Regions from separate parts of the Homo sapiens genome. Here region 1 is linked to region 2. A link is a loop called in an ENCODE intact Hi-C map of the cell type or tissue named here. Cell type or tissue: mammary epithelial cell. All regions are shown on one strand.

The links. A loop is a pair of places that touch in the nucleus more often than their neighbours do. Peaks named below come from ENCODE experiments on the same cell type or tissue, not always from the same donor. Only the 100,000 strongest peaks of a DNase experiment are listed, where the experiment ranks them.
Region 1: it touches region 2 in a loop (7-fold over the local background); 12 of 110 quality-filtered maps call a loop at or near these places.

What each region holds. Positions count from the first base shown.
Region 1 is chr2:189,138,769-189,146,768 of GRCh38, forward strand. The region is part of intron 1 of COL5A2 (collagen type V alpha 2 chain); the gene reads right to left. Among named protein-coding and RNA genes, the nearest start is that of MIR3129, 9.7 kb to the left of the region's middle. In mammary epithelial cell, a CTCF peak has its summit at 4,563 (motif pointing right); no DNase peak of the experiment used is centred here.
Region 2 is chr2:189,343,000-189,350,999 of GRCh38, forward strand. It overlaps a transcript of COL5A2 not described here. Among named protein-coding and RNA genes, the nearest start is that of WDR75, 94 kb to the right of the region's middle. In mammary epithelial cell, a CTCF peak has its summit at 4,640 (motif pointing left); DNase peaks (open chromatin) are centred at 4,702 and 7,682; H3K27ac peaks cover 1,076 bases.

The DNA of each region.
Region 1 (8,000 bases), 200 kb before region 2:
TACAACTGAAAGACTTTCCAGTGGCCAAAACTGAAACAGTTTGACAAATAAAATAAGCAAAGTAGCATTCAAATATCACCAAAAATGTAAAATAAATATCTATGAGTCCATACCGATGTAAATACATACAAAATATAAAATAGAATAGGACAAATCTCCTATGCAGAATTGCAAATGATTTATGTAGCTACCCCACCCTTTAAAAGTTGAAGAGTAAGTCTCCACTCCTTAAGTAAGAACTGTATGTACATAGTGGCTTCCTTCCAAAGGGTACAGAATGGAAAAGGGAGGAAACAGCAAATTTACAGTGAAGACACAGGACAAATACCACCCCAGACAGGTGATCAAATTTAACACCAGGCTTGGCGCGGTGGCTCACGTCTGTAATCCCAGCACTTTGGGAGGCCGAGGCAGGAGAATCACTTGAACCCAGGAGGCAGAGTTTGCAGGGAGCTGAGATCACGCCATTGCACTCCAGCCTGGGCAACAAGAGTGAAACTCCCTCTCAAAAATAAATAAATTAATTAATTATTAAAGTTTAATATCAGTAATAATAATTCATGTTGATAGTTGAGAATGGCACTTTACCTCCTCCCAACACCCAGAACTCCAGTCTAATCATGAAAACAAAAATCATACACATCCTAATTGAGGGACATGGTACAAAATATCAGGCCAGTACTCCTGAAAAATCGTCAAAATCCTAAAAAACAAGGAATGTCTGGAAACTGTCATAGCCAAAAGGAGCCTAAGGAGACATGCAACTAAATGTAATATGGGATCCTGTGAGGGATCCTGGAACAGAAAGAGGTCATTAGACAAAAACTAAGAAAATCTAACTAAAGTATGACTCTAGTTAATAGTAAAATATCAATATTGGCTTATTCGTTGTGAATGTAAGATGTTAAGAAGAGGGAAAATTGGGTCTAGATTATTTGAGAACCCTTTGTACTATCGGTACAATTATTTTGTAAATTTAAAACTTCTAAAATTAGAAAGTATATTTTAAAAGTGACCAGATGTTGGCTGGGTGCAGTGGCTCACGCCTGTAACCCCAACACTTTGGGAAGCCAAGGCAGGCAGATCACGAGGTCAGGAATTCGAGACTAGCCTGGCCAATATGGTGGCACCCCGTCTCTACTAAAAATACAAAAATTAGCTGGGCATGGTGGCGCGCACCTGTAGTCCCAGCTGCTCAGGAGGCTGAGGCAGAAGAATCACTTGAATCCAGGAGACAGAGGTTGCAGTGAGCCAAGATGGCGCCGCTGCACTCCAGTCTGGGCGACACAGAGAGACTCTATCTCAAAAAAATAAAAAAATAAAAAAGTGACCAGATGTTAAATCATGTCCAAAATACAATTGGTTAGCATTTCTATAATTCTCCAGTTATAAACATCAAGAATAAAAATAAGAATCAAAGTGTAAAATATGTATTTATACCAAAATAATCACACTTTAACATATGTACATACATGATACGATACCATATAGGGCAGAAAATAAAACTAATATTTTCCAGCAATTGTAAACAGAAAAAACATGCCCAGGGCCTCAATGAAGAACACAGCCCTCTGATTCTACATTGCCTTTTTCCCTTTATCTTGTCTTAAGCAGATTAGAGGACTCTTCTGAATATTAATACATTTTAAACCTGGAGGCACATTTGGCATTATATTATAAAACAAAGATATGTTTATAGACCAGAAATTTAAACAAAGAGACACCACTGTGCTTCAACAAAGCTTATAATAAAAATACAGAAAAATCTATGTATGTATATGCACATATATATATAGAAAGGAAGAAAGAGAATAGGGAAGTTGATCTTTATTCAAAATGTACAAAGCTATAGTTACAGCTTTACATTTCCTTACTATTTCCCTTTTAGGTTATTATCTGTATCCCCTCCCCTTCTTTTTATTAAATCTTATTTCTCATTGTAGAGGCTTAATGTATACTAAGAAAAATAGTTTCTAGTATCAGAAGACATAGCTCTAGTAATTACCATAGAGAGAACTTGAGTAAGTAATATATTTTTCTAAGGCTCAGTTCTTCCAAATTAAAAATTAGTTTTAATAATTCTTATTGCAAGTGAAATGGATAAATTACATGAAAAAAGCATTTTAAACTATTAAGCACCACACAGATATTACTTGTTAATTAACCTAGATTCAAATATTTTATTCTAAAATATACTAAAATTTTCACCTTGCCCACTTAAGATTTAAAAATACTTCAATGATAAAATCAGCATTCTTTTATTAAAAGGAACTATAAAATAGCCAGATGTATTCCTTTTAATAGAGATGTGCTTTCAGTGAGGTATTCTGGGAAATGAAGCAGGACTTTGACAGGCAGAGATGGGGCTGGGCAATATGAGCTGAGGATTCCCCATGGTCTGGTAAGGAAGCCGACTTGGAAGTTAGCTGGAAATATAGTGTGCAGTAGACCAGTTAAAAACATTGGTGAATTAATATGCGTAAGGTTACCATTAATAATAATAATAAATACCATCTAGTGTTTACTTTATACAAGGCAGTTTTCAGATGTTATCTGATAAATGCTCACGACTATTCAAGGTAGAAATTATTTGCCTATTTTGCCTTATTACATATAAAGGGATTGGGGTTCACAGGGGCGAAATGATTTCACAGGCAGTGAAAAGTCAGTTTTCAGAGCCTTATCTTTGCAGATGCATTCTTTCTATTACTGTAACCAAAGACTATGCTGAGTATATATTAATATATACAATTATCTGACTGGGATAATTTATTTATGGCTCCGGTTAAAGATTTCCTCTTACCAAAAAATGTAAAATAAGTTCATATAGTCACATGGGTCACGTAGTTAATGCAAGTTTTAAAGTTAGCACGCTCATTTCCCAACTTCCCCCGAATTCTTGAAATTTACTAATGCTATTTCAAAATAGCGAAATGCACTGTTAAATTTCTTCTAGATTCTTAAGGTGTATTCTGACCTAAAAAATTAAGCAAACCGTCCTTTTAATAGGATCAAGGAGTTTATAGAGTTTAATAGTGAAGCCATCTCTTTTTCACTTGAAGAAATCCAATTCTGCATATTTTGCTTGCATGATTTGATAACGAAATGTATGTCAAGGATGAAAGACTAAAGGTTGAGCTTCATCAAACTAAGGAAAAATATTTAAGATGTTTTATGGATAGTAATTTTATAAATAATGTCAAATTCTTTTCTGGAATTTCCTATGCCTATGGTGAGAGATAATATAAATCTGATATAATCAAGAACTAGATTTTTCCCTATTATATGTAAATGTTAACATTGTATAGACTTGATAAGTTATCATTGGAATGGATACAGATTATTCCAAAATATTTAAAGTTTAATCTATATGTTTTCATGTTATGATTGACAATAATTTTAAACAAAATGTTTTTAATAATAAAATACATTTTAGTGCAAAACAAGATTACTCTTCGAACTAGGTATATTTAAACATCTATACTTCCCTTGAAAATCCTTGTTTTTTTATTTCTAAAATAAATGCTTAACATTTATGATATATGTATACCATAGATTATATTTTCCATACTGCAGCCAACTAGCTCACCATAATTATAAATTTTTTATATCTGTGCATATCATTTACCAATATTTATGTGTTTTGTTAGACTAAAATCTAACATTATTTATACAAATGTACTATACATAGACTTAATAATTGAATGCACTTATTAAGCACTCAATAAATGGTAGCCTCAAAGTAATGATTATCATTATATTAATGAATGTCCACTAAAGAATATAATTTAAATGCTTATTATCTTATGCCCACTCTTATATAAGGTCAACCAAAAAATTCTCTCCATATTTTACCTTAATTAATTCCTGTTCATTCTGCTTTCAATAGGACAGACATCCTTCAGATTTCTTTATACTATGATTACCCTGCAATCTATCTTAAACATAGCTATCGAAACTTCTTCTTAAATGGCCCTTCAATTGTGTCACCTTTCTCAAACCTCAGCAATTGCCCTCAGTCGCACTCTGGCCCAATAACAACTTTGTCCTCACCTTCAGAATTGTGTCATTTTTTTTTTCACTCTGGTTATTGTTCACACCTTACAAATCTCATCAACTGCTTTTTGACCTACTTGACTATTCTCTGGGCTATTCATTCTCTTAAATATTATTTTTATATACCAATGAAAAATCTACATTCTTAAGTAAATATTTTCCACATCAGCCATGATTGTTCGATCTCTCTCCTAATGTGTAACAAATAAATTTCTAGGTGCTTAGCCTCTAGCTTCATGCCACACAGAGTATGCAGTGTCAGCTACTTCATAAGCCACCAAGCCGCCTTGACTTGCCTGCATTATCTATATCACTGTTTGGAGGGCTGTTGTATATTGTTTGCAGTTTGTACACTTCACAAAGACTCCAACTGAGGGGGCCAGTGGGAAATGACATTCAATCCAAGCTCTCCTTGTCATACTATGAACCCTAGCTTGGGGCTGTATCTACTGGAAGAAGGAATGCCTTTTATTTTGCTCCTGTCCACTTGCCTAGGGTCACCTGGAGGTGGCACTGTTTTCTATTTCAGACAGAAGTCACCCAGAGGTGGCACTGTTTTCCATTTCTGTTTCTAATGTTATTTCAGACAAAAGGTGTATAAAGGCCTACTCTAACCCTGTAACTGAGGTCAATATTTCCCACTGTAAAATTTTCTGCCTAACTTAATCCCATCCTAATAAAGTCTCTCTCATATCCTCTATTAGAATGAGGCTTCTTTGATGGCATTAATGAAGTATTAATTCGACAACTAGGTTCTAAATATCCATTGTGTCCATTATACTATGATTACAAAACATATGAACAATCTGTTATTAAACAACTCATACTCTGATTAGGGAGCTAAGCCCATGCATGAAACTTTTAAACAAATATATACCTTGCTTTGGTGTGAAGTCTTCCAAACAATGAAAGAGAGACGTGTGGAGGTTAGAATAACTAGAAAAGACTTCACAGGGGAAACAGGTCTTAAACTGGACTTTGAAAAAGGAGTAAGATATTACTAGACTGTAGGAAGAAATGAAGACATTATAATAACATAAAAAAATCCTACAAGTGGTATATCATACGTATTATGTGTTCAGTCTTTAAAAAATATATAGCTGCAGAACTGGAATTCTTAAAGAACTAGACATGGTAATGAAGATTAATATATTGAGATCGCCAGGGTAGAATTTTAAGTTCAATCTGTTTCCCAGATCTTTAGAGGAGGAAAAAAAAGAAACAACGTAGTGTTTGTATTTATCATCTGCAAACCAGATGGTTATGGCAAGGGGTGTGGACATTCAAACACATTCTTCCCTGCAAGAAACCATGTTGCTGTGATGCAAGACTCTTGGGCCTCTGAAAACAGTGAACATAAAAGTACTTAAGAATTTTCTGAACAATTCAAAAACTCAAAAGACAGACAGATGAAAGAGAAAAAAAAGGTACAGTTTGACACACAGTTTCAGTAAACAAGTACATAGTTGGGTATTTGCTTAGTTTTACCTAGTTAGGAGAGTACAAGTTTTGTTTCTGAGCAAGAATCTTCTCAAAGGAGAGGGGAGAAAAACAATCAGTGCTTATTTACTGTAAATTTTGAATTAGAGAACTGGTCTGTGTTTGTATAGTCATGTATGTTAGCTTCATAAGGACACTGTAGGTTGCAGTATCCTTGTTGTACCCATACAATGCTGAATGAGTGAGAACAAACAAAAATATATGTGCATACATACATATATATGTTATATGTATATATTATATTTATATATTTTTCAAGACTGAAAAAATCCATTTGCCATCTTCTTGAATTAAAAAATACATATATTTTATATATATACTTTTATCAGAGTTTTTTAATCCTAATGAACTGGGAAGATGATAAGTGCTTATAATTCCAACAAATAATGTGAAACACCAGATGCACTAACCAGTCAGCGTGAGTAGAACATCCTGAGCAGTAAGCACAGTTGGGGCACTAAGCAGGCCTGACTTGCTAATGTAGATGAAGAATTCTCCATTTGGTTCTGAGTGGGAACAGATGCTTCATATCTTTTAGAAAGGAAATTACATTCTACAGAAGAGGAACTCAACACTGCCAAATTAATAAGATGAGAGATTTCATCATCTCCTGGAATACATTAGCATGCAATTTTCCTCTTGTTCCAATGATCCTTTCTGAACTAGCCCTTCTTAGAGTTTAGAACCTCATGGAAGCCCGAGCTGACCTAGTCTACAACCAGAATTGCCTTCAGAGCATTGCAAAATACTTTCTTAATTCCTATATGTATGAAACAGTAGAAGCCATGAGTGTTTCCATGTTTGTATAAAAACTTTCTTACTTCAGACTCTGAGTAAGCGGGATGTGAGAACACAGAAGGATTCTTGCACTTAGAAAGGGTTAGAAACATGACATGGGAACTATACTCCAATAGAAATTTTACTTAAATGAGTAAAGTAATGTGAAAAATTGCACACGTCAGGAATTAAGAATGATACATTTCTTGACCATCTCTTTCTTCTTGTTTATTTTTTACATGGATTCAAGGCAGCGTTCACTGAATTTCCTATTTAAATAGTAAAATACAGTAATGCAAATATACTATAATTCCCTAAAATAATACAACTAAGCTTAAAATATAAAATATTCACTTGCATAACCCCAAATATCTATTGAATATCTAATTTACAATTATGTATTGCTATTTGGATCACACACTAAAACTTTATGAACACAAAAACCTGACCTGCAATTTTCTTGCTATATAATCAGTGTCTATTATATTGCCTAGATCATTCTGGGCTCTTTAAAAACTATGGCCAATTAATGAGCTGAAGAAGATCTTATTCAGAAGGATTTTTATTGGGCAAGTACCATATTTTAAAGAAAAATACATACTTTTCTAAGCTACTTAGAGTATAGGGGAAGACCCATATAATAGGTGAAACCAGGCTACAAAAGTATATGAGATAAGGCATAATTATTATTTTCTGAAAAGGAAAAAAAGGAGAAAATAGATAGATAGTCCTTAATACTGTGATCCTTCTTTAGAACCAAAAATCTTCAGTTAAATTATTAAATTTCCAAAAACTTGACATGAGTGGAGTTTGCCATGTACATGAGTGAGGTAATGACTCTCACATCTGGACTCATAAAGAGCAAGACAGTAGAATTACATTGAAGGCAAGGACCAAGGATTTAGGAAGGTTACATGCAATTTAACTGAAAAGGCACCTACAACTAACATCTTGATTAGAATGATGATATCTTCATACATTGATCGGATGAACAATGAAGGAAATGGGAAAGGTATTCCAGAAAGATCTGGGAGAAGGTACAGTTGTGAAATTTTACCATTTAGTAAGAATTGTACTGCAAAAGAAAAGAAAAAGTTCAGTGGGAAGTGAATGAAGATAGAATAATTAGGGATCAAATTATGAAAGGCATTGGTTGTTAAACTAAAAAATATGAACCTTACTTATTCTATGGGCTACAGGGACACTATTTAAGCAAAATTATCTAAATAGTGTATAACAAGAAAGAAAGTGAAAACATTGGATAAAGTATAAATAAGGTGAATTTATATTGTAATCCCATCATAGACATACAGAATGCACATTGGAGTACAAGAATACAGATGATTACAGACATCAGTTTGCCAAAATTGGATTTTCCGAGTCTAGGCAGACTTGAGCAGGAATTGATGAAGGTTGTATCATGGGTGCCCACTTCTGTCTACACAGTATTCAAAATGATTAAGCCTAGCATTTGGCAAGAAAAAAGGAATGCCATATAAAATAATTTAATTTTAGTAAAGGGAACTTAGGAAAATCTGGCCATTATTAAAAAAGAAGTAAAAAGAAATAGTTTAAAATAAAATGAACCACGGGACGTCTGGAGACTATTTTAAAATACATCATTAGAAGCCCAAGATGAATTTTTTGTCATGAATCATAAAAACAAG
Region 2 (8,000 bases):
ATTAGCCTAATTTCTCCAATTTCCTATCAGGTTTTTACTTTTTCATCTTTCTATTTTCTCTGTATGTGCCTGAAGACAGACATACACAGAAACAGGAGAAAAACTACATATGACTTACACAGACAATGTATGACATGCTTGAATTTTCTGCTTGGTCTTAAATTCTCTCGTGTTAAAAAAAACAGTCATTTTATTTTAGGACAAAAATTTACCATAGTCCATAATTTGAATCAACCTTTAGATAAATTCTGAATTAGACAAAATTATTCTTTTTTCATAAGGACAGAAATTCTCTGGCACATTTTATATACAGAATTATATGTTAACTACAGTTCTTATTCTTAGTAACCTTAAATTTTAGTGAAAATCACTAGGAAGTAAGAAATCCTGAACTATCAGATATTAGTATTTTATATTTGAGAACATTCTACAGTTTTTAAAAATACTTTTGTCTATATCAAAACCTTTTTTAAATGAAAATGACCAGACATCCAAAATAATTTGGATGACTCATCATCAAAATAATTAAGATTTTAAATTACACAAAAAGTTCACCTACAAGCATTTATCCTATTTACATGTACTCAATTCTTTAATTTTTTAAAGTTTATCTGGATTACTTCTGAAAACTGAGACATTAGACAAAGCTAGTGGTTAGCTCCTCGTTAACCATTTCATAACCTGAGAATATCAGGTGTTCATCTAAGTAAGAACCTTAAATCCATGGGTATTTTTGCTAATAACTCAGAAGATTCAACTGTCTTTATTAAACTAACAACATTAAATTTGTCCAAAAAGTCACACAAAGGTTACTTGTGTTTTGGCTGGGTTTATAGTTTTATAACCTTCTGTGCCAAACCCTGACACCTCAAAATATATAGAAGAGACAAATATAAAACGTAGACAAAAATGTATGCTGACAACTCCAAAGACATTTCTATTTCTATCTTAATAATTTTAAAGCCAGCTTGTTTATTAAAGAATTACTTAAATCATGTGAACTTGAAAATTGCTTGGACTTATTTACTTAATTTACGACCACTATTTATAAGCCAATTTAGTAGACACAACATATAACATAATAAATGTACATACACATAAACACATTGAAATGTGTATACACACACATAAACAAAGATCCAATAGCTTTTATCTCAGAACTCCAGCCATGAGATAGCAATAAAAACTCATTGTTTTATGAACATGTTTACATGGCTAAACTTTGCCCCAAGAGGTAATCCAATGAAGGATATGAACCAGAATGTTGGACGAAACAGTTTCCATGGCAGTTTGAGTTTTAAAGGCCAAACCTTCCCAGACTTCAAAAAACTCTCGGGTCAAACAGCATCACAGAAGAACCTCATGTACTTACAGACCTGAACCTGCTTAGAATAGCAGCATAAAAGCCTGGATACACAGAACTCCATCCCACTTTCCTGTTCAATAGCAATGAGGCTTATGGAGATGCCAAACCGCTCCAGACACCAAAGAATATTGGGAAGTATACTGACACACACACATAAACAAACAATCACCAAAGCACAATCCACCTGCTGCAGCAACAAGCAAGTCCCAAGAATATCTAAACTGAAACAGTCAGGATGCTTCCTCTCTCCATCGGTTGGGCTTGTTCATCCTGCAAATGGAAATTCTTTTGGAATTCCCCAAATTGAGAAGAGCACATCCCCCTGTCTGGTACCCACAAAAGACACTAACCTATCCAGACGCAGATGTCAAATATCAAAGGCTACTCTTCCTAGGCAATCAGGAATGTAGTTGGGGCTGGCATTAGTGGGACCAAAGAAAGAGAGACCAAGACTCACCTCCAGCCAAAAATGGGCAGGTAGCTGCTTAGGAGGGCTTCTGAAACCCTTTTGGCCTGTAGCAGCCAAGCCACAAGCAATGTATGCCTGGTCAAGGAACCAAAATGTGTTACTGAAACACCAGAGGTTCAGACTAGGTCCCGCTACTCATCACACAAAAAGCCAATTTTCTAAGAGGAGTATTGCCTGGAAAAAGGCTTTATGCATGTGCTGCAAAAGGAATTAGGGAGGGGTAAGAAAGAGGAGTTGGTCAACAGGTAGCAGGAGGTCAGTTAGTCAATCACGACAGGTGAGAGGCTATGATTCAGTTCCCCTATATTATTTGAGAGGCCTGATTATTGGTCTTACAATTTTAGATGTATAAGATAAGACAAATGTAGCTCCTCAAGTTTTAAGACTGAGAGGGTTAATTTCCAACATCAGTTCTATGGAACAATTGGGCCAGTTTCACCTTGGTATAAGTCAAGCAAGATATATGTGGATGCAGCAGCTTTCCAGCAGGCAGCTGGACATAAAGATCTGGAGTTCATGGAAGTGGTCTAGGCTGAAGATATGGATTTAGGAGTCTTCAGAACATAAATAGTAGCAGAAGGCCTGAAGGTGGGCTAAAATAGGATCATGTGGGGGAGAAAATATAGCAAGAAGGTCACAAGACCAGGAGCAGAGCTCTGAAGACCACTGATATTTAAGATTCTACCTAAGGGATATGAGAAATAGCAGTAGGAGGAAAAGGAGGATAACTTATTAGATAAGTATCTCAGGAAAAAAAGGGAGAATTTTCAGGAAGGAAGGACTGATCAAACAGTATTAATTGCCATAGAAGTGGGTCAAGTCAAAATCATAAAAATATTTATTGGATTTGGCAATATGGAGGTTACTGGTGAACCCACTGGTTGTTCAAATAGAGAAGGGGCAAGAACCAGATTGTAGAGGTTAAATAGGGAAGACTTGAGAAAATAAGATAGTTAATGTAGCCCAATTTATGCAAGCACTCCCATGAATAGAAGGAGAGAATAGTGACAGATCTAAGACAGTCAAAATGACATTAATACATTGACCTAAGTCATTATATTACATTACATTACTCCATACTAGTAAGTGTTAGTTGACTGAGTGTGGATGTATGAATAAATATTAATTATAAAGAAGTAATTGACTTTAATAGAAAGGTAACAAGTTCTCCAACACTCTTTTCCAACTTAAGTTCATCAGCATAGTACATTAATATAATGATGATTAGTTTAAAAAATCCTGGATTAGTTATTTCATTTATGCTCATTTCTTGCCAAATGCTAGCAAATGCTTGCAATGGATACATCTAAAATCATGAGCAACTATAGGCCGCTTGAGGCAAAGTAAAGAAAATTGGATTGGGGTCCACCTCAGGTTTCCAACCACTCACATGTATGATGTTGACCAAGTCTCTTCATCTCTCCAGCTCTTAGTTTGCTTTCTGTTTAATGGAGTATGAGCTAAACAAGGATAGAAAATAGACAGCAAGTCATTTCAGTAATTGTAAAACCTAACTGGAACTCCAGGATAAGATCCTTTTGCAAGGAAAAATTACTATCAATGTTCATACCAATTTTTGCTTTGGTGACATTTGGAGCTATGTATACATTTCATAAGATATACTCCATATCAAGCCATCAAAATCGTCACATATATATGACATGCTAAAAGCCCAAATCAAAAAAGCATTTTTAAAATATAAATCAGAAACACAATGGAATTAATTTATTTGCTTTTACTATTTTTAACATTACATATAATTTAAAATATATATGACTATGTACAGATATATTAGACAAGTTTAGAAAACAGAAACCAAATTGTTTCCAACAGAGAGGATTTAATGGAAGAAACTGGTTTCACAGGTGTCAGAAGGTTGAATAAGTAAAGTCACATAAAGGTAACTCAGGAAGTAGCTACAATGCCTGAGGTTAGGGAAATAAATGGGAAAAGATGGGGATAACAGGAGGAGGAGCCACCAGACCTGGTGCTCTAAGGAAGAGGCTTGGGTTGGCTGCTGCTGGCTCTCTGAGGGAAATGTTCAGGCATTTCTGGAAGTGCCAACAGGAACTGGAGGCTGGAGCCACTTCCACAATGGAGGCCACCAACTAACGCTTAGGAGAACTGCCATTTTAGAGTTGAAGCCAGCAAGAATAAAACAAATTTTAAAACAGGAAGGAAGTCTTGTCTCCTCTTCCAATCCCCATTCCTCAATAACTTCAAGTCTCACTCCAATACTTTCAAAAAGCTGCCAAGGGAATCAGAGGTATGAAATCTGCAAAGTCACAGCCCTAGCATTACAAACTAGTGTCAAAAAAGGAGGACACGTTGCTGAGAGACAGCAGGCAAATTACTTGCACAACTTTGCTTTTTAAGAAAAGTAAAGGTTAATTGCATTGTAGTTAATAGCACAAAAATTAACATTGAAGAAAGTATCTTGCAAAACATGAGAATTATGGGGACGCTTACATGAACAAATAAGCACATATAAGCAGAAAAGAGAAAGTTGTCCCATGATTAGGAACAGAAAGCAGAAAGAGGGAGGTAAGAAAAAAATATGGACTTCATGGAAAAGATTTATGTTAAAAAAGGAAAAATGACACTAATGTTAAAATACAATAATCATAATATTAAAAGTTCTATATAATTAAATTAGGTTTCAGGTATGAGAAATTGACCATTATATTGGTGCCACAAGTCATCATGAAATGTCTAAAATCTATGATTACTGGGCTTCTAGGCTCATGGCATTTGCTTTGTCAACAAGTGCCCCAGAGTTAAGATAGACCAATAGTGACATCTGCTGCCATGGACTTATTTTTAAAAGGGCCAGTCTTGACATTTGCAAGTTAAGATTCCTGCCAAACCACTGGCCTTCTGCTGTGATGAGTCAGCATTTCTGGAACTCCTGTTTGTCATCTGTGCTATTAGAAGATTTTCTAAGGTGAACACAGAACATGGGAAAATGAGAGAATGTTTGAAAATGTAACTAAAACAAACAAAAACAGTAGGGACAGAGGGAGTAAGTGACGAGACAGAAACTTCACATTGTCTTTTCACATCCTGTTTTTCCTTTGGCTAAGTAAGTCCCAATTAATCTTGCAGTTGTTAGCAAGCATAAGCATGTTTTCAGTGAAAAGAAGGATTAATTTAACTGTTGCCAGCTTCAGTAGATTCCAACCCAAAATTTACAGCATAATATTTAGACCAGAAAAAAAAAATAAAAGTCCAACAACCAAAGGAGGGTATGTGGGAAATTTTTAGAGCAACCCTTGCTTAGGAAACCACTTCCTAGCTAAGTGTTTACCTTGATTATACCTCTTTCAACATCTGCTGACCCTCTGCTTCTTCCTTTTTCCTTTCTGAAAGGCAAGAGAACATAAGGTTTGAATCAAAAATATATTTTTGATATTTAAAAAAACATATTATCACCAGTGTAAAGTGGTCAGTGTGGCTCATTTATATGAACCCACAAATATTACCTCAAGAAAATCATGAGTTAATTTATTTGCTCTAGAAAAAAAATGGCAAATTATATGAATCTCTACCCCAGTTATGAAAGAAGATGAACAAAAGAGACAGATGTTTCAGCTGATGGAGAACTGAATTAAGAGTTCTGGCTAGTACACGTTCTAGTTATGAAATAAGATGAACAAAACAGACAGATGTTTCAGCTGATGGAGAACTGAAGTAAGAGTTATGACTTCTAGTACAAGGTTCTGACCATGCCTCAATGTGTCATCTTGAGGAAATTACATAACTTCTCTGAGCCTTAGTTTTCTCTTCTGTAAAATGAAAGGATGAGGCTATATGAGGGATGAAAAAATGGGATGCAACTCATTTCCCTTCTTGGGTTAACTGGCAATAGTTGCCTATGAGTTAATTGCTGTAACTCATAAGCTGCACCCAGACTCCATGGAAAAGAGTGCTGACTAATTGGCAGGGTCTGCTGTGGACAACATAAATGTGAGCAGCTGCATGCACATCACACAGATATCAATTCACAAACAAGACAATTTATTACTTTTTCTTTAGCTGTAGATTCTGTTACCAGCCATCATTTTTAGTGCCTACTGTATTTTAGCTGTGCAAGATGCTCTAAGAACATTATTTCTAATCTTCACAACATTTTAAAGACAAGAAAACCAAGCCTCAGAAAAATTAAATAATTTTTTCAAAGCTGTATAACATAGCTGGACCCAATTACTAACATAATCTCCCAACATTCTCCATTATAAATAAAAACTTCTCATATTTTGGATCACATCCCCTAGCCCTCTCAAAACACAAAAGCTATATTATAACATAATTGTGTCTTGTCAGATGATTCCTTAATACATCTGTATACCTACCTAAAGAAAGGATAAAGGTTCAGACATGAAATTTGGCTGGCCTACATAAACATAAAGGGCAGGGGAGGAGTCTCAGGGCAAACATGGCTAAGAAAATGGTTTTTTCCAACAAACAAACTGAATGTATGCTGAAAATTAAAAGTGACAAAGGAAGGAACAATAACTAAAAGTCATGTTTAACTTTAAAGCAAATAGAATTCTACACAAATAAAATTAGAGGGATACCAAATCCAAGTTGAAAAGAACCATAAAAACAGGATACTGTGTATTGACTCAATCTGGAAAGCATAGCTGACTTAATTGGTATAGCAATCTGGGGTGTAGCAGACACACATGGATGTTCAATAAACACTATTTGATGGTGATGGTTTATAAGTAATTCAGACAATGGATTCCTGTTGAAAAATATTTTTTGAAGCTTCTTTAATTAGATACAATATCTTGTAAATGTTTTAGGTTATGTTGTTTATGTTTATGTTTAGGTTTAGGTTTAGCTTATGTTGTTTAGGTCCAGGTAAAGTAGAAAACAAACACGTTAACTTTTTATTGGAACAAACTAACTCTTCTCATCAGATAATAGAATCCTCAGAAGTTTTTAAAAGTAGCATCACAAAATTGGTCTATATTGACTAGTTACAAAATTACATACTGATGCTTTCAAAGTAAACACTTAGAAATTTACAATTGCCTTTGGAAAATTACTCAGCAATATGCATTAGTAAAAAAGCTTTAAGAAAACCAGATGCAAGAATTAAACCATGGCAGAAAAAAATGAGTGTTAGTGGTTAGATTGGATCTCATATCAAAGCACCTTGTGTTCCTGTAATTAACAGACTAATTTATTCATATTATAAATATTTATTCTTCACTTATCATGTACTCAGTACTCCAGCAGTCACCAAGAATATATTTATAAAATAAAACAGTCCTAACTTTGAGGAGTAGACATCTAATTAGAAACAGGCATATAAATAAATTAAAATACAAAGTGACAAGTAAATCAACTGGATTATATTTGACGTACATATGTATTACATGAAAGGGAAGTAATTAATTTTCTCTCATGTGATCAGGAAACGATCAGAAAGACACAGAAGTACTGGAACAAAATGAAGGTCAATCTGTTTCTTAAGACACTATTAATTGACATGTTGTTTACATAATACTAAAATAGTCAAAAATTTAAAACTTTAAGACATAGACTTTTAGACAGGCCCCACTCATATATAAGAAAGCTCTAAAAAGAATACAGTCAATAACCACACGAAAAATAAAATGTATATAATTACATAAAGCAAAGTGTTGCACTATTTTTCATCCCTACTATTCCAAGCCAATATCATTCCAAGGTGTGAAGGCCCGTCATGATAACATGCACTAAGAAAGTCAACACAGGAAAGTCCTGCAGAGTGTTATTCCACATGGCTTTGTGACTAATTATGTTTGTGGAATGAACTGAGCTGTGGTCATGGGTCACTTTCAGCCGGGCCAAGAGAATGTTTCCAGAGTGTAATTGTTCTGGGCATCAAGGCACTTTACAGCATGTTCCCAATGCCTTTTGATACTTTGTGGCCAGGAGACTGCTGAGAAAATATTATTCACCAGAATTAGACCAGACTAGTCAACCTCCTGGTTATTACATCTCCATGTCAACACAAGCCATGTCTGCAACCAAATTTACCAGATGTTTCTAATTTCTCTACCTTCTGAACTACAAGTTGAATTTTTTTTCTGACTTTGAAATATTTTAAACAAAGGACTTTCTGTGATGTCTCAGAAAAACTCACAAAATTAAAACCCTGGCTAATATCAG